Regions from separate parts of the Homo sapiens genome. Here region 1 is linked to region 2. Evidence: chromatin loops called from intact Hi-C (ENCODE). Cell type or tissue: heart left ventricle. All regions are shown on one strand. Each heading gives the region's core, and the rest is flanking DNA. Links, peaks and the distances in the headings are about the cores only.

Region 1 (15,818 bases), core at 2,659-10,658, 130 kb before region 2:
GAATGAGGAGAGTACTACTTTCTTTTATTAAAAAACATTGACACATAATAATTGTACATATTTATGGGGTACTTAGTGATGTTGTGAAATATATATAATGTATAGTGAGTAATCAGGATAATTTGCATATCCACCATCTCAAATATTTATCATTTCTTTGTGTTTGGAACATTCAATATCCTCCATCTAGCTATTTGACATGATAATATATTAACGCAAACTATAGTCACCCTACAGTAGTATAGAACACTAGAACTTTTTCCTCCTATCTAGCTATAATGTTGTCTACTTTTAAAATCGTGTAGAGTCTGAGAAGTTAATGAACTTCTCTAGGATCCAGTCTCAGGAGGCACTGGGAAAAAGGTCAATAATCAAGTTAAATAACTCAGACCTAGACAACTCTAACTTTGACTAATCCAATGTGATCAATCCATAGATGATAAAACTGCAGTCTTGTTTATTCATTAATTCAACAAACATGCATTAAGCATACACTACATGACAGCACTCTGCTAGGCAGTAGGGATAGAAGGTGTCTCTTCTCAAGAGCTTCCAATCTAATAGGGAAGGAAGAGAACACAGACAATGCAAGGACTGTGAGTATGGAGGAGAAAGGAATGAAATGCAGAGTATACTGACTCTTAAACCTATAACCCCATTTCTTCTTGTCATCCTTGTTTCTCTTAAGTCTCAGATATTTGGCCTCAGTGTAGTGTAGATAATAAACCTATCCATATTCTTATTGGTATAAGAAGGTGGTTTTGTGGGCGCAGATGGGTGTGAATCCTGGCTTTACCACTTATTAAAAATGTGAATTTGTACCACCGTTTTGCATACATACACATATACATATATGTATATATACACACACACACATGCCCAGTCTCTCTCTCTGTGTGTGTGTGTGTGTGTGTGTGTGTGTGTGTGTGTGTGTGCAGTTATATTAAATGAGTCATTGTATATAATGCCTGACATATATCAGTACAGGGCCTGACACATATTTCAGTAAATATTAAATATTAATATTATGGGAACATTTCTCATACTGATGGTAAAAGAAAACTGGTGGGTTTGGGGCAGGGAGATGTTAATAAATGGGTGGTAAGGGAAACAAACTACCCCTCTAAGAAGATAAGCTTGTTTGTTTGTTTTACTTACAAATAATGTATTGTTATTTTCTGTGAGATACTTAGAGCTTTAAGATACTAATGCAAGCTGGGTGTGGTGGCTCACGCCTATAATCCCAGCACTTTGGGAGGCTGAGGGAGGAGGACTGCTTGTACTCAGGGATTTGAGACCAGCCTGGGCAACATAGTGAGACCTCATCTCTACAAAAACAAAAAAATTAGCTGAGCATGGTGGTGTGAACTTGTGGTTCCAGCTACTACTCGGGAGGCTGAGGCAGGAGGATCACTTGAGCCCAAGAGGTTGAGGCGGCAGTGAGCCGTGATTGCACCACTGTGCTCCAGCCTGGGTGACAGAGTGAGACCCTGTCTCAAAAAACAAAACAAAAAACAGCTAATGTACATCATATAAAGGAAAGCTTAGAAGACACTTCAAGCTTATTTGATCTTGCCAGAGTTGCTTCAATCTCAGAATATTTGTAAATAACTCCCTGAATTTGTGTGGACTGAATAAAATATGGGACATGTTTTTCATGCTAGGCACATCCCATCTCCTATTAATGGTATTCATAAAGTCACATAAGAGATTTCAGTTCTGGTCAGAATCTAGAATTCCAAATGAACTGAGATGGTGTTTAAAAGAGATTTCAGTTTGGTCACTAACACTTTTAAAGTTCAATGTGATTTAAAGCATAGATATTATTCAGAGATGGAACTTCTAAATAAAAATATTGGCAAATAGTTCCTGAATCATGATTTTGAGGCAATGGATAATGCCATGGCCTGGGGAGACAGGCTGTCTCAGAGTTCTAATTCTGGCTCTGGTGGCACCAGTGGGGATTAGTGATTTATATCAGTATTTCATCTTCCTTTTCATAGGTTTGCTTTTTTTATCTAGCCCAGGGGTCAGCAAACTATGCCCACGGGCCAAATCTGGTTCACTGTTTATTTTTTACATTTTTAAGTGGTTGGAAAAAAATAAAGAATAATATTTCTGATATTTGAGAAGTATATAAAATTCACATTTCAGTGACCATAAGTAAATTTTATTGACATACAGCCACATCCATTTGTTTTCGCTACCATGGCAGAGTTGAACAACTGTAGTGGAAACCTTATGGTCACAAAATCCTAAAATATTTACTCCTGGATCTTTCCAGAAAAGGTTTGCTGGCCCCTGGTCTAGCGAATAGTGATGGTGACTGGATCAATATGTCTACCAACACTGTGAGAGGACACTCACTCCTCATAGGGACACTTCACAGGAGGATCGTATGATCATGCTGTCCATCAGTTCGTAAATGCCCCAAATGTATGTTGGTTGAAATGACATTAGCCAGAATTCCAAAGGATTAAAAACATTTTTAAAACGTTCTTTGTACCATGTTAATAGCTTCTTTCAAGTGTATATTTTAATGTATTTTAAGTAGGAAGGGAATTTTGAAACAAAAATCTCAAACACTTTCTTTAAGAACACATAGTAGTTAATACATGCTGCTTTCACCAATGCATTTATTTAGTTCATGTAGAGCTACTTGTGTATATAGAATTATGTTTTCATACCGTAAGCAACTCCTACTCACATTCTCTAAATGATTTGCACATATTAAATCTAAGCAAAAAAAAAATACAAGCTTCACGGCTGCCTACAGACTTAGGCAGACAAAAAAAGAGATTGTCACAGCTGCTTTGGGGTAACAAATATAATTGCATGGATTTTAACTTACAGAATTAACACAAAAAAGAAAAAAAGTTAAGATAAGGGAGTGTTGTAAAATTAAATGCCTAAGCAGCATATTTAACTGGTGATCAAGAAAGTGACTAAACTTGATGCTAAAACACAATTAAAACATTCCTACATTTTCATATAAAATATATGTCAAATATTGGCTTACATTTTCAAATGACAGCAAGTTAATGTAGCCAATGACGTTATTTATTCAACCCAGAAGGAGTCACAAATGCAGACATGTATGGTAAACTTTTATTGCTGTTGTTACATTATTATCCCAAAAACTCAAAAATTGGCCAAACTTTTTTCTTTCCCAGAGACACCCATGAATCTATCTCATAACTATTTATTTCTCAGCTGGCCTATTATGTAACACAGCTGCAGTAACCATCTAAGTAGGTTGAAGTTTTACTAAATTAAAAATTTTACAGCCTCCAGACCCATGAAATGTTCCATCCAGGAAAAGTTCTTCTGTAAATGTGCAAAATAGGTCTGTGGAGTTACACAATCATAGAAACAGGAGAAAGAACAACTGAATCAGAGAGGTAAAAGTCTAAAACTGATTGGTATAACAGATAATTACAAATAACAGTTTATGCACACATGTACATAGATAAAATAGATAAATGCATAGGAACATAGACAGATTAGCTAAAATAGAGATAAAGAGTGAGAGAGAGGTGAGAGAGAGAGAGATAATAAAGTCTTTGGTTCCCAATATAAACTATTATTCTTAAACTACAGTCAATGATTGCATTTTAGGGAATCTCTGAAGTCCTCAAAAGTATGTGCAATTTTGGTAGGTATTTGCCTTTTTTTTTTTTTTTTTTTTTGGCAAAAGGATCAATGCATTTATTAGATTCTTTAGGCACCCATGTCCTCTAACTTTTCACCTATCTCCTAAGAAATCCTTCTGGAAAAAATAATTAGAATGGAAACTTTTTAAAATTTGAAATGTACAAAAGTAACATGTAATTGTCTGAGGGTATTGGAAATAATTAGTATAGTTGTGGCTAAAGGTAGGATAAATAACATCTTTTTTTTTTTTGAAGGCCTAATTTTGTTTCCAGGCAGATAAAAATCACTTTAGATTATCCTTCAAAATTTATCTTATTTTTTTCCATGGCTACTTTTCATTCCTCATCCCCTTGTCTTTTGTGTTCACCTCTTCTTTTCTTTCCCTGGAGGAAGGAAGAGGAAAGAACACCTCCTACTTTTAGTTAATATTGATTTTAGGCACTGGGTCAGATGGGCCTTTTAGGGTCTGGAATATTGACAATTGCCCTTGAAAGCCATGAAGAATCTTTGCTTGGTGGATGGACTGAGTCCCAGCATATGATTAATATCAGGTGTGTTGGTTGGTGGTTAGACAGTGAGTGATAGCTTGGCCAGTATGTGAAGGGAGTTTGTGAAGAAGCTGAGAACAATTTCAGCAATGTATACTCGGTAATGAAAGAGAATTGGATCCCAGAGCGTTGACAGTTGTCTATAAGAAAGCACTCCATCCGTAGAATCCACCTTTGTTACCTTTATTCATAATAAGGAAGATCACTGCTGGAAAATGTCTGTTTCTCCCCACTTTTTCATGATGGGATTGTTGTAGCCTTAGAACATGCTTTCAAAAGAACTGTAAGTGGGCATCTCTATCTAGTGCCTATTTGTATTATATATTGTATTATAAATAGGTGCTAAAAAACAAAAATGCCTACTCTTATCAAGTGCCAAAATTCTCATTCTTAATGAATGAGTCTGGAAAGATACCAGTGTATCCATTCCAGTTCAAAAAATAACTTCACATGCTCATATTTCAGAAAATAGGCTCCAGGCCTTTTTTACTTTATTTTTTGAGATGGAGTCTCACTCTGTCACCCAGGCTGGAGTGCAATGGTGAGATCTCTGCTCACCACAACCTCCGCCTCCTGGGTTCAAGGGATTCTCCTGCCTCAGCCTCCTGAGTAGCTGGGATTATAGGCGCCCACCAACACGCCCAGCTAATTTTGTGTTTTAATATTCTATTGAAACGGGGTTTCTCCATGTTGGTCAGGCTGGTCTCCAAGTCCCAACCTCAGGATCCCCCCACCTTGGATCCAAGCCCCAACCTCAGGATCACCTCAGGTGATACCCCTACCTCGGCCTCCCAAAATTTTGGGATTACAGGCGTGAGCCACAGCGCCTGGCCCAGTGTTAGCTTTTTAACCTGGATCAAATTACTTCTCTGTGCCTCAGATCTGTCGTTTGCAGAATAAAGATAATGACATTGCTTGCCTCATAGAGTTGTAGTAAGGATTAAATAAAGCGATACGTGCAAACAGCCTGGAACATTGCCTGGAATACAGATGTCTAGATACTGATAAGGCTACAGACATTATAACGGATACTGTAGTACTCTCTCTAGATCCCAAAGACTGGTATATTGGTTGCTGAAGGCACAAAGAGATTCTCATGGGAATTGTTCTACAACGCAGCAGGAACAGCTTCACCCAAGTTTATCTGTCTTCCTGCTCCCAATCAATGACTAGTTAGCAAGAGGAAACAAAGCCCCAGCCCCTCAGTTTGAAGCAAACTTGAGAGGGATCACCGCCTCAGGGGACCCCACTGGATCAGCTAAGACTTCAGTTGCTACAGCGTTGCAGGGCAGGTGTTCCTGTCGCATCCTGCTTTCCTCACTTTCTTGCAGAAAAAATATCTTCGGAGAACCTTTCCCATGACAATCTAATGTCATTCTCCATCAGCGTGTTTCCTGGAATCCAATCTAAGATTATAGATAGATGTAAATAAAACGTTTTATCCCCATTATCCAGGAACTGCAGCTAAGGTCCACCCCCCACCCCCCAAAAGAGGCTAAAACTCCACATTCTAAGCTGAAAAGACCGATGGAAATTGCACCTAGCCACTTCTCTGCCAGGTTTACTGAGAGAAAGCATTGCACTTCTGAGAACCCAAATGGCCCTGACTGTTTTGAGGGGGAAACTAGAAAAGAGGAAGTGCTACTTGGAGGAAGCAGTTTTCAAAATCAGCACTGGTTTTTGAGGGGGAGGACTAGGAATTCTCCCAACTATCAGAACAAGAGTATTGCTGGTAAATTTTGATGTGTGTTAGAACAGTGACTCACTCCTTCTCTAAGTCAGGGACTCATGATGGCCTCTGAAGCTTGGCAAGCCACTGACCTTGCTGGGCACTGAAGCTGATAACCCCTGGAGAAAGTGACAAGCCAAAGGAGGCAGCAACAGTGGAACAGCCTGCATTTCCCTTACGTTGCAGGCCAGGGTACATGAGTTTCCTAGTTGCTGAATAAACACAAAGCAAGCAGCTGGCCTTTGAGGCCTTTCGCTGTATCCCATCCAACAGGACTATCCCAATGCTGGGAGAATACTAGCATGTGAAGTGGATTTCTAATTCCAGAGACCCTGAAAAATCCACAAATGCATCTGTGAAAGATTCAGCCTTTAGAGAGGAAAGTCTGTAACGACCAGTCAGTGTGAAGGGGCTATGCCCCAGCAGTATCATCTGTGTAGGAAGATCTCTACCTTCTTCCATCCGTCTCTTGGTCTCATCATCAGAAAGGAAGGCAGAAAAGTAGGAAAGGAAACATGTAAGGAGTTTCTCTTCACTTTTGCCACTAGAGTGACAAAGAGGTCTTTGCGGGAACAGGGGAGAAAAGGTCCTATGCAACAGGAAATAGTTCAACATAGCAGAGTGGGGGCAGTTTCATATGACTGAGATTCTTCCATAAGCCTGGTAAATATATGCACTTCAAGAAATATTTGTTTAGCACCATATGTTATACTGTGCTATTTCCAGGTGTTAGGTATACAGTAAAAAGCAAGAAAGATGTGGTTTCTAAATATATGGAGATACATATAGTCCTCCTTTGTCTTGTTTTGCCTATTTCTTGTCTGTTTCTTTGTCATTTTATTTTTTTCTCTGAGAAACTTCTTTCCTAAGAAAGCTAAGGCATCATTATTCCAATAACTACTCTTTATTTTTTTAAAACATTTCAAGGAAAATTCAACTAGAACACATTTAGAGAAGCAGAAACCAACTGCATGTTCTTTCTTCAAGAACTGTTCATTAAAGATTTGCCAATCTTTCTTTCTCAACCACATTTCCCAAAAGCTTGGACTTTGGCCATAATAGTTCACTTCAGTCTAAAATTTGGCATGTCTGAAAGAGAAGACTTCAAATTTGCCAATTTGGCTGATATCCCTTTGAATAACAAGTAGAGAAATAGGAAAAATTTGGAGCGAAAAATCTATAACTCATGGCATTATTCAGAGAGATAATTCATTTCATAGGATAATGAATCTATAGGAAATCAACCCTAAAACATGGTAGATTTATTTTCAGATAGGTTTTTACAAAAGCCTAAAATATGCATACAAATATAATTTGTAAACAAATATAAATAAGTAATACACAAAGACCTGAGACGCTCAATTTTATTGAAAATTCTTGTTTTTTTAATATGATTTTCCTTGGTTTCATGGGATATTTCAGCATAAAGCAAAAGCAAAAATAAAACAAAATAAAAATTCCTATATATATATATATATATATATATATATATATATATACACACATGGAAAAATTATAAGGACATACAGTGCACATATGGATAAACTGTATTCGTAACACACACACAAATGTGTACGTATGCATATAGTGCTAAAATATATGGCAAAGAGCTTGCTAGAGGCTTTTGTTAGTTTTGTTGGAAATCATTATGGGCAGATGAAATTAAAATATGTAATCCTCTCCTACTCACTCATAAACTCTGGAGAGTTAGGCTTGAGTTAGCTATCCGTAAAGATAGACACTTGTTGGGTTTGTAAGCATCATCTTTATGATAGATTTTCAGAAGTGGCAATTGAAAGAATTTTATAGAGAAAGCCAATCTAGAATAAATATGCTTTATGAGGATCTGCTGCCAGGTAGGCCCACGGCCTGCCGAGGGTTCTATACACATTACCAACCACATTTCTGCAATCCTTGCTGCCTCCTATGCATTCTGACAAATAAAAACACTCTGTTGTAACATCCCAAATTATCATGTTAAACAATTACACCATTGAAAAAATTGAAAAATATTATCTTGTCATTCCCATTTGCAAAGATAAAGTAATTGTTATGTTATCCCTAAATAACCCCAATAATGCAAATATTGATGAAAATAACCTGATACAGATCCCACATTATCACAGAAGTACAAAAGCATTTGCCTAGAAATGCCATCCTGATGTCAAGGGCACACCAGTAAAGCCCCAGTGACCAGGATGAATGACACAGACACTGGATTCTCAATGTAGTGCTTTGTCTTTCCAGCTCTGTCTTCAAAGATACATTTGGAACACTTCTCTTCACACTCCGTAAGATGATTTAGAATTATAAAACCTAATTTAGCAGCTATTACATACTGTATTAATAATTCAGGAAGCATCTTTTCAAATGATCTACTCACATACTATATTTAAGTCCATAATTACAGAAGCAAGCTTGAATTTCCTATAAATTTGTTTGAAAGGACAACCTTCATATTCCATATTACACAGTCTTAAACTTCTTAGGCTTTGTTCATCAAAAGCCATTATGTCATACGCACTGCATGTGAAACAGATGATTTAGAATAGCAATGTTGGAGAAGAGGTTTTATCTGTTACTTCCTGGTCTTGAAGACATGGCTCTCTCTAAAACAGTATTGAAAATATCCGTCTATATTACTTGAGAACTTCTTCACCAAAAGATGAAACCTCCTTGCAGCTAGCAGACTGAATGGAAAAGTAGACCTCTAGCATTATTGGAGATAAAGAGTCAACCATCAGTTCAATACCACGCTGATTTAAAAGCCAACATGCGCTATTGTCTGAGAATAAATCGGAAAAGACATTTCCTCTACTGATACTTCAAAGACTTTGTAACATCTGGAATCTGGTTCTATACAGGGTATTCCACTAAGAAGTAAGAATAAAAGGATTTTAATAAGGCAAATAAGATTCAGGTTTCTTAAAATATGTTCTCCCTGGAGGGAAACAAATAACACATTGCATCTGACTAACCTTTCTGCACTTCAGCTGCATTAATTCACATTTAGTCATGGATTCCATCATGAGCCAGATGAACTTAGTGCCACAGCTGTTTTCATCGAGGGGAAAATATGCTTTTCCATTTTAGATTCCCAGCATTTAATATAAATATAGGAAAAATACATTTTATTGACTGCATTATTGATAAGAACTCCACATTACTTACCCAAATAAATTCACATCCACCCTAGACTGTGATCAAATCAATATCAATATTACACAAACGGTCAACCGGAGCCAGATTCCTACCTCCCTTTTTCTTACATTGAGGGATAAGGAAAAGTTGAAGAATTGATCAAAGAGGTAGACAACATGGCCTTGGAGGAATTGTTGCTGGGTTAGTCAAAGACTTTAGTGGAGATCAGGTTCACTAAGAGGAATGAATACAGATGACTAGGAAAAACGAAAGGATGTTTCAAAAGTTTAACTGAGGGATTTGATGTCTTGGCAGAGCTGTCCTCAGCTCTACCAGCAAAACATGTGGAAGTGGTTGGTTGGGAGCAAAGCTGAGGTACAGAACTGTAATACTTGGTCAGTATTACAAGTATTAAGTAGTAAGAGTTGTTTTTTTTTGTTTGTTTGTTTTTTGTTTTTTTTTTTGTTTTTTGCAAAACCTCCTTGAAGATACAATTTTGTGAGGAAATATGTCAGTGATTCCACTGGGCAAAGCATTCAACCTATAACCCCTTGTCAAATTTCACATCACAAGAGCGCTGTAAAATCAAATTCATCTCCAATAGTCCTGAACAAATACTGTATCATGACTTGTGGTCAACTATGGAGTCTCATGGACAAATGAAAATCCAGTAGTTATGTGGTCAGAGTATGTGTGTGTGAGTGCATTCATTTGTACTAGTATATAAACCTGCAGTCATTATCTGCGTCAACACTAACCAAGCCTCAAATTAAGGTTCTCAGTCATGATTCAAAAAAGAATGAAACCTGTCTGACCCATCTTCACCTTTACCAACACAGGATGACAATAATTTAATCAGACTAGGAAAATATCTTACCTGGAACTACTTCAAAAAGGAACTTCCCTGGGTTCTCTTCATTGCAGGGATGCTCAGAAACTTTATTTCCAGGCAGAAAAATAGTACCCTGTGAAAACAAATACCCAAAACATCAACATCATCAGAGAGCAAACATCATATATCATCATTATAATCAGTGAATATCCAAGGTGTAGCTATAACCCAGTATACAGTAAGATGCATCAGAATCTTTTATATTCCCAATAATCAAAAATTATGTGCCAGAATCATGTTCACTCAAGATTTAACGAATACTTGTTGAGCATCTAATATGTATAAGACTAATATGTATGTTAGCTGCTAGATTCATCTTAAGCACCAATTTATTAAACACATTCTGTGTGCCAGAAATTTTACTAAGCATTCTACCCGCACCATATTATTTAATTGGTAGTATAATCTTATGAGGTAGATATTCTTTTCCCCATTTTATAGCTGTGAAAACAAGGTAGACTTAGACATAGTTGTGATAAGCCTTCTCTTGATTATCTCTTCTCTCTTCTCTTTCTTTCCTTTTCTTTCTTTTCCTTTTCTTTTTTTTTTTTGTTTGTTTTTTGAGATGGAGTTTTGCTCTTGTCACCCAGGTGGGATTGTAATGGCATGATCTTGGCTCGCTGCAACCTCTGCCTTCCGGGTTCAAGAATTCCACTGCCTCAGCCTCCTGAGTAGCTGGGATTACAGGCATCTGCCAGCACACCCGGCCAATTTTTGTATTTTCAGTAGAGATGGGGTTTCACCATGTTGGCCAGGCTAGTCTCGAACTCCTGACCTTAGGTGATCCACCTGCCTCGGCTTCCCAAAATGCTGGGATTACAGGCATGAGCCACCACGCCCAGCTATCCTTTCTCTATCTTTAAATTTCTCTCTTTAGTGGATCATTTCATTCAGTGCTGAGATATACTTAAAAGTCTGTGTCATTAAAAAAAGTACTTTGACTTCCCGCTATTCTATTTTTTTGTTTGCCTACTGTCTATACTGAATCTATTTCTTCACTGTACCCACTGCAGCCTGGTTGATGCACCCAGCATTCCACTTACATGACTCACAAGCTGCGTGTTTGATAATGTTCACTTTTCAGTGACTTGACTTTCTAGAAGTGTTCATCACTATTGACCACTCTTTCCTTGAAGCACCTTCTTTCCTTTGTTTCTTTGTTTTCTCTAGGTTTTTCCCTAATTTCTCTGTTGTCTGAATGTCTTTTGCTGACTCTAATTGACCTTTAAATATTAGAGTTTTTAAAAAGATTTATCCAATAATTTCTTCTCTTCTGACTCTAGTACTCTCTTTCTCCAGGCTATCTCATCCAGGCCTATGATTTCAATAACCAACTGTAAGCCAATGAATATCGGAGTAATATTTCTAATCTAGGACACTCTGAGCTTCAGATACATTCAAAAGCTTATTTGACATTTCCACTTATCTCAAAGATGTCTTAAACTCAACTTAGTCAAATTAAAATGCAAGTAAATCTGGCTCTCATTATGTATTCCCCAGCTCAGTGACTGTCACCCTCTTCTATGCAGTTGCAAAAGCCAGAAATATAGAAATCATTATCTCTACTATGTATCTCTACTACTACCACTCTCTAATTTCAGGCAACTATTATCTCTTGTCTGAAATTTTTCAAATGCCTCTTCACTGAATTCTCCAGAATATTCTGACATCTTTCTTTTATTATTATTATTATTATTATACTTTAAGTTCTAGGGTACATGTGCACAACGTGCAGGTTTGTTACATATGTATACATGTGCCATGTTGGTGTGCTGCACCCATTAACTTGTCATTTACATTAGGTATATCTCCTAATGCTATCCCTCCCCCATCCCCCCACCCCACAACAGGCCCCGGTGGGTGATGTCCCCCTTCCTGTGTCCAAGTGTTCTCACTGTTCAATTCCCAGCTATGAGTGAGAACATGCGATGTTTGGTTTTTTTGTTTCTGCTCTTACACTTTTTTGCTTTCTATGGCTTTCTATCATCCAGCAACTACCCTTCTATAAATGGCAGCATGCTCCCATCTACCTTAGGACAACATTCTTTCCCTGGCAATTTTATACCATTTTTAAGATTGTCTACATCTAAAATATACTTGCATAGATTCTTGAATTTTTCCTGGACTGATTTACCATTGTATGTAGTTATGTTATTTGTAAGATGAATTGATTAAAGTCCATCTCCCTCGTTAAACTGTAAGGGAAAAATAATATGTGTTTTGCTCCCTAATTTACTACCAATGCCAAGCATTTTGCCTGGCATATAGTTAACGGCTAAAAATGTGTATTGTTGAGTGAATGGGAACTGTTAACATAATGAAGCCAGTGTTAAAAACTAAGTGTGCTGAACTCAAAAGCCCATGCTCCTGTCCACTGTATTATATTGTCCATTTTTCCCAGCTCAAAAAATAGTAATATTTAGCTAAAGTAGTATTTTACTCAATTTTCAACCTACTTGGTTTGGCACAGAAAATTATAGTCCTCAGCCATTTCCCTCCTTCTGGGCTTAGACTGATAAAGCATAGCGCTCTCCAACCAAAACCCAAGAAATTGTATGTTAGAAGTATTCCTCTCCCCCCATGCCTTACAAGGTGAGGTGTTGGAGGAATTGCCTTTGTTCTCCTCCTCCAGGAAGTACCTTTTCCTGCTTTTTATCATATCTAGTTTTCTCTGGCCTATAGATCCCGTTTCCCATTTTGTTTCCCTACCTTTGAAGTAATTTTTAAAAAATTGCTAGATACTTTGAAGATACTCATTGTAATAAAGACCTTTTATTACATACATTTAATCTATATGGTTTCTACATAATGTGGTAAAAATAATTGTTTCAATTAAGAATTTATTCTACTTACTGAAATGACTTTGTGAAGTAATTCATTTTGTGATTTATCTCAGTTTTAGAACATAGCATCTAATATTCATTTTATCCACATGTGTATTTGTGTGTGTATGTATAACTCCTGTTTAGTTCTATATCTTCAGGTTCTACTTAAGATCTTGAATTGTACATGTGCCATATAAGTTGAATTCAAGCAACGCACTAGCATAAATGCTACCTCCTTGAAATCTTAAGCTATCACATTTTGTAATTTAAAAACTCCAAGTAATGCTATCCTTTGTTGTCCTTTTTGTATATGTGAAACAGCTACTTCTGGATGAAATTTTTATTAACATTTTCTTATTTGACATTATATAAATTTTATATTTTGACAAGTTTTTCAAACAAATTGTAACATAAAAATAGTAGTTTAAATATCAACAGACAAGGCTTAGGGCAGGATATGCTGTAATTGACAAACATTTACTGTGGTTAATTTACTAAGTCATTCAGTAAATAAAATAAAGTCCTTTAACTGAAATAGCTAACTTGATCACATTGTATGGAAATTCTGTAAAGTCCATAACTAAGGGAAATGTCTTAATTGTGATAGTTATTTTCAAAGTGTTTAGCAATATTTATAGTGTTGAAAATGCAGGTAAACAAACAAAAATCTCTAATTTACCCACTACAGATAACCAATGTTAACACCATATAAATTCTCCCATACTTTTACGTGTTTATACATGTGTGTATAAACATACAGAGCAATTTTCACAAAACAGTAATCAAAATAAAAAGATATTTATTATCTGCTTCAAAACTTAAAAGTCATGTATTGTTGTTATGCCAAGTGTAGTCATCTACATCATTTTTAAAAGCTGAATTATATAGTACTTGCTTGAGTATACATACTTTAACATCCTCTACTGCTGTAATACATTTATAATTTTTGTCTTATAAGGAACATTTTATGTTGTAAAGAACATGAAGAACATCCATGAAGCTAAGTCTTTGAGCTTCTCCCTAATGTATTCCTTTAGGGCAAATACCTAAGAGATAAATTAGTCATTAAAAAGTATGCACTGCTTGTTTGTGTGAGTTGGTTAATTCTTCCACAGCTGCTCTAAATTAACCAAAGAAGCAACGAACTAATAAATAAGTACAAGTCAGGTGCCCAATCTAACTCGAAAGTAATATGTTGACAGACTACCATGTGTCAGATATTATTTCTTTAAATATCTCAGGTGATGTGAAGTGTGTGAAAGAAATAAATAATAAACTCTTTGCTCTCAGTACAAGAATAACACAGTACATAATTTTAAAACAAATGAGTGTGACAGTATTTAGAAAATCAAGTAAATATAATAAAAGTTTAAGAACAGAGTGTCATAAGGGCAGGCTGATTAGTTAGGAAAAGTATATAAAGGAAATGGTTTTAAGAGGAAGGTAGGGTTTTAAGATTTAGTGGCCAAGGGCTAATCTTTCAAAGTGGAGGAAATAACATCAACCAAAGCAGAAATTAGAACCATATGTGCAGAGTACATTACAATAAGCAAAAGACCCATGTGGAGGAATAATTAGGAAGTGAAGATTGTTGGTTACATGTGCTGAGAATGTGTTGTAGAAATTCTAAGCCTAGGCAGAGGATGTTACACTTGGTATCTGTAGCAGCTGAGAGCCAGGGTAGGTTCTTGCGCAAAGCAGATGGAGATTTAATGATACCACACTCTTAAAAGTTTGTTATCATAAAGCAATTAATTTGATATAAGAGGGTAAGGTCAAGAAACGTGTTGGCAGTAGAAATGGTATACATTTGCATTACAGATGCATTATTATATATTGTTAAGAAACATGTACAGAAACTAGTCATAGCTTAAACAGGAAACAAAGAAGGAAGAGTAAAAGATGACTTCAATTTTTCTCTATATCTAGAAGAGTATTTCCCCTGTTAGAAATGGGAATTAGGAAGATTTAAGCTCCATAAGGCCCATCCCCATGCACTTGAGCCAAAACCATGTGATATTTTAAAATTCTCTCTTAGTAAATACGATAGATATTCTCTGTTTGTTCCCCCAGATATTCTCTCCACTCCTCACTCTATTCCATACTCTAAGAGATTAATCTCTATAAATTCCATAAACCAAGCTCTCTTGATCTCTGGCTTCAGGTTAGGTTAGAGAGGCTACTTCGGGATGTCAGAAGAGCACAAGAGAGACAGGTCAAGATATTTATTCACCTGTTTCCTTCCATGCTAGCTGCAACATGGTCCTACTTGTATTGGGCTAAATCTTAAAGTCACCGGCTTCCCCAAATTCCAGTAGAGCTAAGAGTGGTCAGGGGTTCCTCTCTGTTTTTCACCCAGGGGTGTTTTACCTATCCACTGGTTTTCATTAACCTTTCTAACACTTGGTAAATTTTTTTTTTAATCACACACTGTTCAATTATCCCTTTTGTGACAAAGCTATCAATTACTTGCTGGAATACTGAGTGACAAAAGAACCAGGGTGCAAGTGTCTTGAGTTTTCTAAGTAAGTGCATGTTATCCCTTGATGTTCAGTATGCCTCATGGCAAACTTTGGATGATCAGAGAGAAGAGGCTCAAGTACAACAAGGAAATGGAACCTTTTTGATAAGAGTTCAGCACATATGGCAATAATTTCATGACAATAATTAACCAGCACATTCAAAATGGGATTATACGTATTTTTATTCCTGATAAGAAATATTCCTTTTATGAAGAATCTTTAAAACTTCAAAATGAAATATGATAAACAAAATCTTTTATAGTTTGACAGCTAAGAGTTGGCAAAAGCGACACAATTTGTAACCACACTAGTAGTTTGCTGTCAGCTAAAATTACTATTAAAAAGAAAGCTCATATCTAGTTAATACCAGATCACTGAGCCAAAACCACAAGAGATTGGGGTAAGGGTAGATGCTGTTGAAAATAGGCACAGGGATCTTATTCTTTGGAATTTGGATTGGAAAAAAAACATGCATGTGTAATAGCTCTGTTAGTTTAATAAGCACAA
Region 2 (15,818 bases), core at 4,801-12,800:
TACAAAGCTAATTGGTAGTAGATTCTAGACTATACTTCGATCTTAAAAAATCTTTATCTTATCCTTTTTCTTTTCCTTTTTTTTTTTTGAAATGGAGTCTCGCTCTGTCGCCCAGGCTGGAGTGCAGTGGCCCGATCTCGGCTCACTACAAGCTCCCCATCCTGAGTTCACGCCATTCTCCTGCCTCAGCCTCCCGAGTAGCTGGGACTACAGGCACCCGCAACCACGCCCAGTCAATTTTTTTGTATTTTAGTAGAGACAGGGTTTCGCTGTGTTAGCCAGGATGGTCTCGATCTCATGACCTCATGATCTGCCCGCCTTGGCCTTCCAAAGTGCTGGGATTACAGGCGTGAGCCACCGCGCCCGGCCTGGCCTATCTTTTCCTTTATCTATGGAAATCCTAAATGCCCCTTTGAGGTCTGATGCCCCAAAGACTGAAGATATTTCATAAGGTGTTTGGCACATAGTAGGTATTCAAAACATTTTTTTGCATCTGAATCTGAATAACTGAGAATACCACCCATGACATAAATGTTGTAATTTTCCACTTGCTGAAAGTCTTTGAAATAACTCCAGTGGGAAGAAGGGAGATGAAGATGGTTCCTGAGGGGGTTCCAAAGAGAATCAGAAAAGGTCAGCTACCATAAATAAGTATAATTCTTGCAGGAATTCATCACAATCTCCATAAACGCTGATTACTGAACACACCTCCAACCCTATTGTTCCCTGTAACCTTTTCAGACTGAGATGTACTTTTTTGTTGTTGCTAAACAACACATATTCTTTGTAGAAATTGAGAAATGCACAGAAAAACACACAGAAGAAAACTTAAATCTCCTATATGTAATCACATTGAACAGAAAAAATCTATAAACATTCCCCTGTATATCTTCATTTCCACGATACACGTGTATAATATATTTTAAATAGGTGAGAGTTTACTGTACATAATGTATAGTATCAGCTTTTTAAAAATTTAACAATGACTCATAAGCATTTTCCATTTCATTGAGCATTCTTACATAAGTTTAAAGGACTACATAATAGCTCTTGTTGTATGAATGCAAGATAATCTATTTAATCATTCCCATATATGAAGATATTTTATTATTCCTATTTACTTATAAACAAAACCATGTTAACATCATGTAAGAACATATTTGTATACTTCTCTGATTATTTCCTTAGAATAAATCCACTTTTTTGGAATTGCTAGGTCAAAGAGAACAGACACTTGAGTTTTGAGGTACATTGTGGACTTCCCATCTGGAAAGAGTATATTAGATTAAACTCTAACTATATATATATTTCCCTAAAGCTATGTCAATATATTATGATTAAAAATACATTTTCCAATTTGAGAGACAAAAGTCATCTCTCATTTTCTGTAACTTTATTTTATGACAAAAATAATGTGTTCATTACAGAAAACATAAAAAATCTAGACACAAAAAAGAAAAATCACTTACATTCTAATACACATAATTAACCATTAACACTTTAGAGTGAATACATTCTCTCTAAAGCTTTGGTTATTTGTGTGTATATGTAAATGTTCATAGCCATAGATATAAGTACAATTAACATTCTAAAGTGAGGCCTAGTGCTGTGGCTTATGCCTGTAATCCCAGCACTTTGGGAGGCCAATGCGGGCAGATCAGGAGTTCAAGACCAACCTGACCAACATGGTGAAACCCCGTTTCTACTAAAAATACAAAAAATTAGCTGGGTGTAGTGGTGCAAACCTGTAATCCCAGCACTTTGGGAGGCCAATGTGGGCAGATCAGGAGTTCAAGACCCACCTGACCAACATGGTGAAACCCCGTTTCTACTAAAAATACAAAAAATTAGCTGGGTGTAGTGGTGCACACCTATAATCCCAGCTACTTGGTAGGCTGAGGCAGGAGAATAGCTTGAACCCAGGAGGTGGGGGTTGCAGTGAGCTGAGATCATGCCACACTGCACTGCAGCCTGGGTGACAGAGTGAGACCCCATCTCAAAAAAAATAAATTCTAAAGTGAGACGATACATCTATCTTTTTAACTACAAATATCATGAACATTTTTCCTTATTAATTATTCATGTAGAAGAACATTTTAATGGCTGCTGTTTAGTGTTTCAATATACAAATAGAATTTATCTTGCCAAGTGCCCTATGGCTGGTTACCAAAGTTAATTTCAATCATGTAATTTCAAGTTTACTTACTATTAAATAAAGGGATTTTTCATTTGTTTATTGAACATGGATAATTCTTTAGTGATTTGTCTCATTTAGATCTTGTTAAAGATATACTCACAGTTTTCTTCCAAATATTGGACAGCTGGAGATTTCTACAGCAGGCAGGATCAGCAATAGGCCAAGGAGGCACTTGTCACTTCAACATGCAGAGGGGAACATTACTGTAGTCACCACAGTTCAAAGCATCTCATTCAAGCCTAATGAGTTATCTAAGCCTGTTACTGAAAAACAGGAAATCTCAAATTCCAGTCCAGTTTTGACGTCATCAGTTTTTGCAGTCTAGGGCAACATCTTGTTCTACAGACTGCATTCTGCCCAAAGGACATGATAATTACTGACCTGCCTTTTCAGGACTTGCAAACATTTTTAGCAATTCTAAAAATACTGGGGAAGGTGAATGAGTATTCTTTTTGCTCATTACCAGGCAGCAACTTAGTCAAATAATAAGATATGCTGCTGTACTAATAAAAACTTAGACTTCAAAGATTAAAAAAAAAATCAACGCTTAATTGATTCAGAGAGCCTAGTCCATCATCCTTCAGTAACCTAATTACCTGACTTTGTGCAGACACATTAATGAACCATTAGTGCAATCTCATAAATGTATCACTAGCGCTTAGCACAGTACTAGAAACATATGAGAAACTGAAATATGAAATGAGAGAATGAATGAATGAATAAATCTTCTGCTATATTTACATCAAGTTTTCTAATATATGTCACCCACATTGTACTACTGATGACAATTTTGGTTTCAGTTTGACTGTCAGCTGAGGAGTGAGAAGCCTAGGAGCATTCTGATTCCCTTAAATTAGGCCTTAACTAGTTTCCTTTACACATCTAATATCTATGTATTAAAAATAAAGATGTTAAGTATTTAAATTTTCTTTACAAGGATGCTTTGGAAAACTTAAGAAACATTTTTATACCTATAATGTCATTAAATAATAAAGTTAGTAAGCTCTTATATGAAGGGAGGTATCAAGGATGGTAAGTGCGTCACAGCTAAGCTGCAACTGTCGGCAGCAGATAGGAAAAAGAATAACAGTCCCACTACAGGTGAATTTTCAAGGTGGTCAACCACCTCCATATGCTTCTAAATAGTCAGCACTTCAAATAAATAATCTTCACCAAAGACAATTTATTATGTGATTTTTCTTATCCCCCAAATTAATAGAGGACAAAAGGCTATGTTAATTATGTAAAAATCTAACCTTAGTTTCTTCTAAAAATGAAACATATTTATTTGTTTACTATGATTAAGCAGTTTATTTCCTCACAGTACCAAAAGGCAGAACAAAATAAATTGGCTGGTACATTTTAAAAAGCAGCATTTTGCTCATGTTACTGAGGGTGCATTTTTATTAGCTTGAAAGATAAAATAATCCCTAACATATTAGACATTAAAATAGAGCAAGTTAATGCAGTGAGGTAATCATGATTAATCAAAAATAAATCTCTCAGTGTCACCTTAAAATGCACATTGCAAGATTTTTCTCTAAAATCCAAACTGAAATTGCTTTTCATCAAGAACTGAGGAATTTAGAATAGGACGCCAAGAGAAAAACATTCAGAAATTGCCATGGTAGGAAGAGATAGGCCACTGTTTGATTCTCCAACTCAGCTGAATTAAAACCACTGAGAATTAAGTATGAGAAAATGCATTACATAATTCTGGACTTATGCATCCATCACTATTCTATTTCCTTTCATTCTTAACCTCTTAATTTGGAATCAGATTAATAAAATAATTTGAATATAGACTAATATATGAATTACCTGAGTTTAAAAGGTGGTATTGCAATAGGTGGAGAGGAGGGAATATCAAAATCATTACATTTTTTATGTGAAAATGTGTCTATGGAGCACCAATGATATGTCTACAGCTCCCTCCCAAAAACAGAATTATGCTTTATTGATTTATCCAATCAACACACTTGCCTGAGCACAACAAAATAGTTGGTGGAGGAGTGAATAATCACTCTATGAGCTTTGAAATCACCTTCTCTCAACTGCCACCCAAATCTGCTCTTAAATTTTTGCGTTTTAATCAGAATGCTGAGATTAATTGCAATCTGTGTGGTCATTAGCTTTGATTATCAGATCTAGCTTGGGAAATTACGTGAGATATGACAAATTTTTCCCTTCAAATACTGCTTTCTTTTTCATGTTCCATGCAGAGTTTTATCTATGTACTATGGTTTCCTTTGATCAATTAAAAAAGATAAAATTCTGGAAATAGCAATGTAAACATCTCCCTAAAAGCTCTATCACGCAGAAAGTCTCTGGCTATCTTCCGTAAGTCTTAGAAAAAACACTGGGCCTTTGTGGGCTGTTCACTAATCTCTGCTCTCTGTCCTTTTTCCTATGCAAGTAATAGTTCTGCATAATGACTGCAGTTGAACCAGTTTTGCCTCCTAGGAAATTTCTAGGCTCCCACTGTGGAAAGTTGGATTCATATGCTAATATTTTGTGGCTAGCAAAGGACAGTAGTCTTATTGAAAATAGTTTTGGAGGACCTGCAAACCCTCGAAATAGCTTTTCCAAGTGGAAAAATCATCACAGGGAAGTTATTTCCTTTTATGTTTACCTACTTGATAAAATATACTATAATATATTTTAATTAATTAATTTAAAATATTTGAATGAAACATTCCATATAGAAAATGCCAAAATTCAGTATACAATAGCTCACAATCTAGGTATTTTTAACATCATTAGTTGCATACTGTGAAAATATTTAATACAGTGGTTCTCAACTGGGAGAATTTGGCAACATCTGGAGAGATTTTTGGTTGTTACAACTGGGGGTTGCCAAGCATCTAGCGCGTAGAAGCCAGGGATGCTGCCAGACACCCTACAACGCACAGGACACACCAATAGCAAATAATTGCCCAGCCTCTAATTCCAATAGTACTGAGTTGAAAATCCCTATTTCAATATAAAGTTAGTTAAAGGGAAGAAGATGAAGTTGTTGCATATAATACCAGGAAAATAGTTCTCTACTAAACAGCTTTTGATGTATTCAAAATACCACAGTTATTTTCAAGTGTTTGTTCATTCATTCATTTACTTATTTAACAAATATTTATTGAGCACCTATTATACAGAAAGAACTCTAAGTTCCTAAGATTACAACCTTGCACAGAACAGTTATAATTTCACTTCCATGGTAGTTACATTCCAGTTGAGAAATGGAAAGCAATACAATAAATTAAAAATATAGACGTGAATAAAAGAGTGAAATAAAAGTCTCTTTAGAATGTTAAGAATAATTAATCAAAAATGAATAAAGTAAAAATATGTAACAAGTCATTAAAATACTGCTATGTTTTGACAAAACTGAGTATATTCTTTTGTCCTGTAAAAGTCACTCTAAGATCATATTCATCCTTTTTAGCCATCACTTGCCAATGAGACTTCTGGAAAAGAAAGTCTGATTTGAGCGTGCATTTTTACATTCTTTCAATAAAAAATGACCAAAAAGCAAAACGAAAAACGTTTTTCAAGGCATGCATCAATTTGAATACATTGCCCTGTGAATTTTTTGTTTTGTTTTGTCTTCATGGGAGTTGCTAAAAGAGTTGAATAAGCGTAGCATATTACGTATTCCTTGCATGAAAAGCATATTTATGAAAACCACATCATGAAAGAGAAGCAGCACAAGTTCTTCAAGTGAGTAGCTTAGCACAGAAATTCCTGGATTATGAAAATACTTTGCCATGTGTGATCTAAAATATTTTGTGGGCTTTTAGCCTTCCAAAGGAAGATACATGATTTCTCTAAGGCACATTAATACACACTTTATTCCATAGAAAAATTTGAATGTGCTGTGTCTTCTAGATCTTTTTCTTTGAAAGGTGAATGCCCCATCTCCCTCTTCTCACGTGGAGAACACAATGGCTTTCATAACTAGTATTCCTGCTCCTTTCATGCTCTACTGAAATCCATTCTGTACCCAATGTGCACAGTGAATTATTTAAACATAAATCAGATCATGTCACTCCCTTTCTTAAAACTCTTCAATAGGTTTTTCCATTACATGCTGGGAAAAAACAATATATCCTTAACAAGAGTCTGAATTACCTGGCCCCTGCCTCTAGCCACAGACTCTTCTCTAGCCCTTCTCACTGCAGTGAATCTGCTTCAGCCAAACTGACCTCCTTTCAGTGCCCATAACCCACTAAGTTCTTTGCTACCCCAGCGTCTTTGCACCTACTGTTGTTCCCTCCTCTCACCCTGGACCTCTCTACCTAGAGGAAATTTGCCAACCTATCCTTTAATTGTCTATTTCAGTACATGATTTTATTTTTCTTTACAACACTTAACATGGTTTATAACTATACTATTTATTTTTAGTTATTAATGGTTTTCCCAAATAAAATGATAGCTCTATGAGGCTCAAACCATGATACCTTATCCTAATTTGACTCCCATCATGAAACAAGTTATTTAGCACACATTTAGGGTTAAATAGAGATTATTTGAATGAACAAATAAAATAAATTTATTTTGTTTTAAAAAATAGTTACTTTTGCAGGCCACAATATGCAAAACATCTATAATTTCTGCAATTATAGAATTTATTAAGGAGATATTATGAAATAGTAAATACAAATAGTAGAGTCACTTTCACTTATACTTAAATTTTATATTTAGAATATGTGTTACATATAATACAAAAAAAAAATAATTTAATAGCAATTCATGTGTATTTCTCAGGGGAAATGTTTTCTTTCAATAAAATCATGAGGTGCCATGCTGTTACATCAACATCAAAGTGTGGTTATTAATATAACACATCCATCAAAAGGAAGTCACCTGGGTAAACAAATCAAATAGAGGTTTTTCTTCCAATAATCATGGATATTCCCAGAAAGTAAGGAGGCTTCTGCTCTATGGAACCTTTATGTAGAAGGATGATTTTCCTAGCATTAAATACTGATTTCTGTTATCCCAGAGAAGACATATACTATAATGGAAAAAGTATAAAATTACAAGATGAACTGAGCTCTGTTTCCATCTCAGCCACTTCTACAGTTCTGGCCTCTTAGACAGGCTGCTCAATACCTCTGCACCCCACTGTCCTCATTTATGAAATGAAGTGTCAGCCTTTCATATGTTTTAATACCCTATGCCAACTCCTTCTTCTAAACATCTCTCCACAGCAAGCTGCTAATCAACTCCTTCTAATCCCTCCTCTCCCTCACTGCTGGAGGCAGAGCAAACCATTTAGACTTGTGTTGTTCAAAGAGGTAGCCACTAGCTACAAGTGGTTATTGAGTATGTGAAATGTGGCTCGTTGAATTCAAATGTGCTTTAAGTGTAAAATACACATAGATTTTGAAGTCAGTACAAAAAGTAAATTAAAATATCTTATTAAGTTTTATATAAATAACATATTAAAATTAATATTTGAGATATATTCCATTAAGTAAAATATATGAATAAAATTAATTTTAACTATTTTATTCTTAATTAGGCTCCTGGGAAATTTAATATAGGGCTCAAAGTTATGACCTGCACTGTACTTCTATTAGGCAACTTGAGTTAGATAGTTTTTTTCAGTCTGCAATTACTTATTTGACTTGAGGAATATTGTAAAAAAAAAAAAACAAAACAAAACAGTGATTTCAAAAATTCCTTCAAATATTAATATCCAAGTTCCTAATAAGTCTAGGATCATATAATCAAATAGGATTATTATTTTGGGTCATGATTAACACTATATGAGATCCAACACTATTCAATTCCTTTATTGATCCTATTCATCTTATTATTTTCAAATAATAATTTCAAGATCCAGAATTCTCAAGGAATCATCACACAATGATCAGCTACTAAGAAAGAGTAAAAAGTTCACAAACACACATGCACTTTCAGCTCTGCCACACATCATTATTGTGATTTGGGAAGAGAAATTTACCCATTTGAGCCTTTGTTTTCATAAATAAAATGAAAGAGAGGGTGTTAAGAGAAATGTAAATTAATCACCCTAAATCTGGTATATCTAAATGTAATGAGTAATTAGAATGGGACATAATTATAAAATATGACAATAGCAACATATTTGGACTATTTGAACTCTTCATATTTCTAGACCTTCTATCTATTTATTAATTAAATGGAAGACAGCTAAAATTTTACTTCTTTTAAAAAGAATTAAATGAGTTTCTAAAATTCAAAAGAAGAACTGATACCAAGTTCATCTTTTGAGAAGTCATGATGTTTCTATATTTTTTTGCTTTATAGTGTGGCTGCATAATGAATAGTAAGACTTCTTATGATATACTAAAATTTAACGTATCCATCCCTTAGGATAGTTTGAAATAATTCTCCAAGTTAAAGTGAAGGATGAAAGGTGCATTTGATAATGTCCCAAGTGTCATCTGAATTGTAACACTACCATTGCATGTTGTAATTTCAGATTTGCAAGTCTTCAGATATCTTCACTGATATTTTAACTGGGAAATTTGCTCGTTTAATTTCATCTGTTACATCTGACTTACTCTAGGCTCAACTGATAGAATATTCTGAAAGTTAATTTCACATACTCTTTAAGATTCTCTACTTTTCAACCTGTTGAAGCAACCATTCCAAATGGAAATATCAAGGTATTTACAATAATGGCTATAATAAAAGTACCACCTATTTAAATATGTAACATTCTCATTAAGCAAACATTTATTTAATGTCTCCCAAATACCAGTGTCTAGTCAGAAAAAAAAAAAAGTTGCTGCCCTAAAGGATTATAAATGTTATATTTTCAAAGAGATTCTACGTAAAACAGATTCTAAGATCTTTCCAGTAGCCATATGACTGAGAATAAAGGTCCCAAACACAGACAGACTTGGGGGATAGGTAATGTTCTTTTTTGCACCTTACCCCTCACCCTTTTCAGCAATTCCTACCCTCCTTCCCCATCCGTCCCTCTAGGCATCACTTTGCTCTTCTCCAATAATGACCTGGTTTTCTCAAGTAACCACATAACTCGAAGTAAGCATTTAGCTGTCAGCCCTTAGACACAGTGGAAAGGTGTGGGTGATATTTGATGGAAAGGAGGAGAATTTGATTAACTCCCTATAAATGAAGAAAGCAAAATCAATAAATTTATCTTTTATGTTCCTGACAACCAATTCATATCAATAAAACCAAACCTTACATCTTAAGATTGGTTAAAGAATACTTTCTAAGCTTGATTTCTAACATGTAATTTATTCATGAAAGTAACACATGTCTACAGAAAGTATATGTTGAAATACTAAGGATAATAATGAAAACTGAAATCTTTGCTTTTGAAGAAACAGCATTTTTCAGTGACAGACTGAGTACACTGCATGAATCTGTTACTTATTGTTCCTTTAATGTGGATATCTTCTTTTTGTTTACAAACGATGGATTTATATGTTTTTAAAGTAATTTTTTTTAAAAATATATTTGGACTTAAAATATTATGATATCTAGTTAAATAATGAAACAAAATATGGACATTTTGAATAACGTTGAAAAACAGTAATGGTAAACTTGAAATTGGATCCCATACTCCTAATTGTGTAGTAAAAAAATCTAGTTATCAAATGATGTAATAGCTTCTTTTTTTAGAACACCTAGGGAAAATTATGGATATTATGTTGAACTGTTTTATATACAAATATTATTCCATTTGTATTTCAGAAGAGTATGCAGGATTTCAGTCCCTTGGATTTGCCATTTTGTGTTTCAGAAAAGCTGGTCTTAAAACTGGGAGACAATTAAGATTATGGGAAGAAAACACATACAGGATTTTAACTGCCTTTTCATAACCACTGGCATCTCAAGCTAAGCCAGAAAAGAATTCCTTGAACCCCTGAGAAGGCTCCATCTCTTTTCTCTTCTCTTACCTCATCCAGCACTTACACAAACATCACTGGAACAACAACACTTTTTATGGCAGACAAAGCAAAAACTGGGAAATGTCACACACATGAGTTGTTTTTGAACAACTGCTATATTATAAAGCTCAGACCTTGACTGCTGATCTCTTTGGCTGCCCACTCTCCACTTCATGTTTGACCTTCAATGCTGGCACAATTCTGGCTCCATTCCCCAAAGCATAAAAGATAGCAAAGTATGTAGAAATCCTTGAGATAAAACTGGACTCATAAAACTGCATTGCTATTTTCTTCAAAGAAAACTAAAGCACATTTCCAAGCATTATTTGGTTTCTACTCATCATATTCCATTCTGTTTATACCAAAAAGCTTTGCTGGGTTACCAGTAACAATACTAGATAGGTAAGAAAAATCATTTTCATGTGCAAAATAATATTTCCTTTTAAGTAACATGTCATCAGCTCCCTGATGAACGTATCTACATGCATCCTAGGCATTGGCATGCAGATAGGAGCTGGAGATTGGAGCAGAGTCAGTTCTTAGCAATAAATCAGACCAAGGGACTTTTATGTTATCTTTTAGATCATCATTACAAAGTCAACCCTAACATTTTGCTAATTACTATAGTATGACCAATCAAATAGAGCCAGTCTTATGGTGATAACCATACCTAGCATTAGTTATCAGACTCCTTAGGAAGTGAATATAGTTTATATAATTCATATAATTCACATGCTACACCTATCTTTGGGATTTTTTTGTCATTACGTCAGTCTCCCTGAAATCATCCTGGGAAGCTTGTTTTCATTTTCCCCCTTCTTATCTTATACTTGTTTCATAAGTCTTATTTGTATTTCTTCACCCATCCTGGTTATCTAACAGCATCTTTCCATTATGTTCCCTAAAGTCTTTTACATAATCCTCAAAGGAAAAGAAGGAACTGATTTTGTAATTCGGTAGAGATATTTTGCATTTATGAGCAAATGCTACACACTGAAGTTCAGCGAGAAATTAGACCATGAATTTCAACATAGGTAAGCTTGGCTTGGTTCTTTAAAGGAAGTTTGCCACTTTGCCTCATGCCTACCAGATAACTATAAATACCACCTGACTTGTTTATAGTTGAGTGCTTTATGTTATCACTTTCTAGGAACAAAACGAACTGAGCGCAAAACAAACAGAATGTACCCTTGGTCTGCCAAGAGATACTCATTTCCGACAGGAACTTCTACTGGGTCTCTGCATGGAAAGGAACTTTCCAATGCCTGATATGTTCCATCAACCTGAGAAAGAGGTTGTTCTCTTACCATGTTTGGTTTATTAGTTCAATATATACTGAGTTATTGGATTGGAGGGAAGTTCTCACATTGTGAAAAGTCTGTTCAATTCATAGGTTACATTATTTATCCAAGCCTGGGAGAAAAGGGAAAGTAGGCTGGGGTAAGCATGGATGTAGAATAGCAATATGGTGAAGGGAAGAGAGCAAGACTGTTACAAAAAAAAAAAGAGGAGAAAGTGAATAGGATTGCAATGTTTGTTGGTTGAGTCACTGTACTTAAATTCATTTTTCTAAATAGACTACATTACTTCCCTACATGCAGAAACATTGAAGAAAAAATTGGGTTTTGTCTAGTCTCTTTTTCACCTCATACGTAGTTAGATAAATTTTAAACAATATTTTAGTTATTTTTGTTTTTAAATTTAAAGACATTGGTGAATGAACTAGCAAAATAATGTAGGTGATTTTTATGGGGCTACAAAAGACTCCTTGTGCCACATACTGTAGAAAGAATAAGTCACTATTGCTTTCTGAGGCACTCTTAGTGTTTTTATTCCTTGATTCAAAAGAGATGGACAGAAAGTAAGATTCCCTTTTTTTATACTAATTAGAAGGCAATTCAATGGCTTTTGAATATAATATTGTGATGGCAGATAGGTATCATCTCTCCTTCTAACTTTGACCAAGTTTTTGCAGTCAAATAGAATGCTATGTTGTGAAGGATTTCAAAGTTCTGGAAGTCCTAGTTACAGCGATCAGACAAGAGAAAGAAATAAGGGGCGACCAAATTGGAAAGGAAGAAGTCAAATTATCCTTGTTTATAGATGATATGCTCTTATGTTTGGAGAAACAAAGACTCCACCAAAAAACTATCAGAACTAATAAACAAATTCAGTAAAGGTGCAGGATACAAAATCAACAAACAAAAATCAGTTCTGTTTCTGTATGCCAATAGTGAAAAATCAGAAAAAGAAATCAAGAAATTAAGCCTATTTACAATAGTTATAAATAAAATAAAATACCTATGAATTAACTTAAGCAAAAAAGTGAAAGATTTCTACAATAAAAACTATAAAATACTGCTGAAAGAAATGAAAGAGGATATTAAAAAAAGGAAAGATCCCATATTCACAGAATGGAAGAATCAAAATCGCTAAAATGTCCATACTACCCAAAGCAATCTACAGATTCAATGCAATCCCTATAAAAATACCAATGACATTCTTCACAGAAATAGAAAAAAAATCCCCAAATTTATACAGAATCACAAAAGACCCGGAATAGCCAAAGCTATTCTGAGCACAAAGAACAAAACTGGAAGAATCACATAACCTGACTTCAAATTATACCACAAAGCTATTGTAACTAAGAGAGCATAGTACTGGCATAAAAGCAGACATATAGACCAGTGTAACAGAATAAAGAACCCATAAACAAATCCACACATCAACAGTGAGCTCCTTTTTGACAAAGGTGTTGAGAACATACATTGGGGAAAGGACAGTCTCTTCAATAAATCATTCTGGGAAAATTGGATATTCATATGCAAAATAATGAAACTGGACCCCCATATCTCACCGTATACAAATCAAATCAAAATGGATTAGGATTTAAGTATAAGACTTCAAACTATGAAACTACTAAAAGAAGTATTGGGGAAACTCTCCAGGACATTGGACTGGGCAAATAATTCTTGAGTAGTATCCCACAAGGATAGGCAACCAAAACAACAATGGACAAATGGGGTCACATCAAGTTGAAAGGCTTCTGAACAGCAAAGGATACAATCAACAAAGTGAAGAGACAACCCACAGAATGGGGGAAAATATTTGCAAACCACTTATCTGACAAGGGGTTAATAACCAGAATATATAAGCAGCTCAAATAACTCAATAGAGAAAAATCTAATAATCCAATTAAAATGCAGGCAAAAAATACCTGAATAGGCATTTCCCAAAAGAAGACATACAAATGGCAAACAGTTATATGAAAAGGTGCTCAACATCATTGATCATCAGAGAAGTACAAATCAAAACTACAATGAGATATCATCTCACCAGTTAAATTGGCTTTTATCCAAAAGACAGGCAATAACAAATGGTGATGAGAATGTGGAGAAAAAGGAACCCTCATATGCCATTGGTGGGAATGTAAATTAGTACAATCACTATGGAGAACAGTTTGGAGGTTCCTAAAAAACTAAAAATAAAGCTACCATATGATCCGTTAATCCCATTGCTAGGTATACAAAGAGATATCTGCACCCCCCATGTTTATTGCACTGTTCACAATAGCCAAGAATTGGAAGGAACCTAAGTGCCCATCAACAGTTGAATAGATAAAGAAAATGTGGTATGCAATGAAGTACTATTCAGCCTTTAAAAAGAATGACATCCTTTCATTTGGAACAACATGGATGGAACTGGAGTTCATTATGTTAAGTGAAATAAGCCAGGAACAGAAAGACAAACTTTTCTTGCATATTCTCTCTTATATGTGGGAGTTAAAAATTAAAACAATTGAACTCATGGAGATAAGACAGTAGAATGACTGGTTACTAGAGACTGGGGAGGATAGTGGGGTCAGGGAAGTGGAGATGGTTAATGTGTCCAAAAATATAGTCAGATAGAATGAATAAGGCATAGTATTTGATAAGACAAGAGGTGACTATAGTCAATAATAATTTAACTGTAAATTTTAAAATAACTAAAAGAGTATAATTAGATTGTTTGTAACACAAAGACAGGATAAATGTTGAGGTTATGGATACACCATTTAAGCTGATGTAATTATTACACCAGAATTATTAAACCAGAATATATAAGGAGCTCAAATAACTCAATAGAGACAAATCTAATAATCCAATTAAAATGTGGGCAAAAAATCTGAATAGGCATTTCCAAAAAGAAGACATACAAATGGCAAACAGTTATATGAAAAGGTGCTCAACATCATTGATCATCAGAGAAGCATTCATCTTGTATACTTGTATCAAAATAGCTCATGTACCCTATAAATCTATATTTCTACTATGCACCCACAAAAATTAAAAGTTAGAGAAAACAAAGTTCTTTGTCAGGCCAGTGGGGAAGGAGTGCTAGGACAAAATAGGCAAGTCTGCTTTAAGAGGGAAGGAACAGTGGGAGTCACATCTGACAAATCCAGCCCAAGGTCACGGGTCAGATTATAGAGCCAGAGGTTTTCAAAATTGCTTTCCCTTCTGCCATGATACACATAATTGGTAGTATGCTAACAATAACAAAAATTTGTTATTGTGGTGGTGTGGGGAGTGTGGTTGGTTGGCTGTGGTATGGTAATACTATTAACAAACATTTACATCATATTTTCTGTATGCCAGGTACCATGCTAAGTGCTTCATACATAGCATCTCATTTAATCCTCACAAGAATCCTTTGACATAGTTTTGACTTACCCTCACTTCCCAGAACTCTAAATCCACTTCCCTCCTTTTCCCTTGCAATGAAGAAAATGTCAGAGTGCACGTGAGTATTACAGGGATAATCTTGAGCCGCTGCAATTTATAAAAAGTAAATCTTTCTCAAGCTAATACTTTAACTAATGACTTGTGAATTTATGTGACTTGTGACTAATGGCTTGTGACTTGTAACTAATGACTGTGACTTGTAACTAATGACTAAGTCTGACACAAGAGTATGTTGACATTAGAGTTGAGCACTGCAGTATTACACTTTGCTATTCTTGTTTCCCAGACTCACTCCCTAATTCCAAACTAAATGTGATGGAAATGTGTGTTTCTGATAAAAGTAGAAAGCAGATGAGCATTGGTAGATATGTGATTACCAATCCCCCAACCATGCAAGAAAATCTGTTAAAAAGGCAGATCTAGTCGGGCATGGTGGCTCACGCCTGTAATCCCAGCACTTTGGGAGGCTGAGTTGTGTGGATCACCTGAGGTCAAGAGTTCCAGAGCAGCCTGGCCAAAGCGGTGAAGCCTCATTTCTACTAAAAATACAATAATTAGCCAGGCATGGTGGCGCCATGCCTGTAGTCCCAGATACTCAGGTGCCTGAGGCAGAAGAATTGCTTGAACCCGGGAGGCAGAGGTGGCAGTGAGTTGAAATTGTGCCATTGCACACCAGCCTGGGCTACAAGAGCAAAACTCCATCTCAAAAAAAAAAAAAAAAAAAAAAAAAAAAAACCCAGCAGATTTTACAGGTTAGTGCTGCATGGGAAAGGCATTATAAATAATTTTTGTACAGCCTTTCATTTTGCAAATATGAAAACTAAGACTGATGGTTTTAATTTATATTTGACTACTCTTTATTTTTTTCCTGTACATATTTTTAAAAGTCATGACAAATTTCTTTAAAAAGTGAAGATCCTTATGTTAAATTTTAAATAAACAGATATTTCAGTCTACTTAAAAGTACAATAATAATTTTGATGA

The links. Hi-C counts contacts between places; a loop is a spot of excess contacts. Peaks named below come from ENCODE experiments on the same cell type or tissue, not always from the same donor. Only the 100,000 strongest peaks of a DNase experiment are listed, where the experiment ranks them.
Region 1: it touches region 2 in a loop (3-fold over the local background); 3 of 110 quality-filtered maps call a loop at or near these places.

The regions. Positions count from the first base shown.
Region 1 is chr4:85,716,104-85,731,921 of GRCh38, reverse strand. It overlaps ARHGAP24 (Rho GTPase activating protein 24), which reads right to left. Exons shown (of 10, transcript NM_001025616.3): 3 at 9,950-10,037. It overlaps MIR4451 (microRNA 4451), which reads right to left and starts at 9,454; the gene lies at 9,389-9,454. LOC124900728 (a long non-coding RNA gene) reads right to left here and starts at 9,932. Exons shown (of 2, transcript XR_007058169.1): 1 at 8,910-9,932; 2 at 7,278-8,804. In heart left ventricle, for the core only: no CTCF peak of the experiment used is centred there; a DNase peak (open chromatin) is centred at 6,041; H3K27ac peaks cover 2,931 bases.
Region 2 is chr4:85,590,783-85,606,600 of GRCh38, reverse strand. All of the region lies in intron 2 of ARHGAP24 (Rho GTPase activating protein 24), which reads right to left. Among named protein-coding and RNA genes, the nearest start is that of ARHGAP24, 120 kb to the right of the region's middle. In heart left ventricle, for the core only: no CTCF peak of the experiment used is centred there; no DNase peak of the experiment used is centred there; H3K27ac peaks cover 2,967 bases.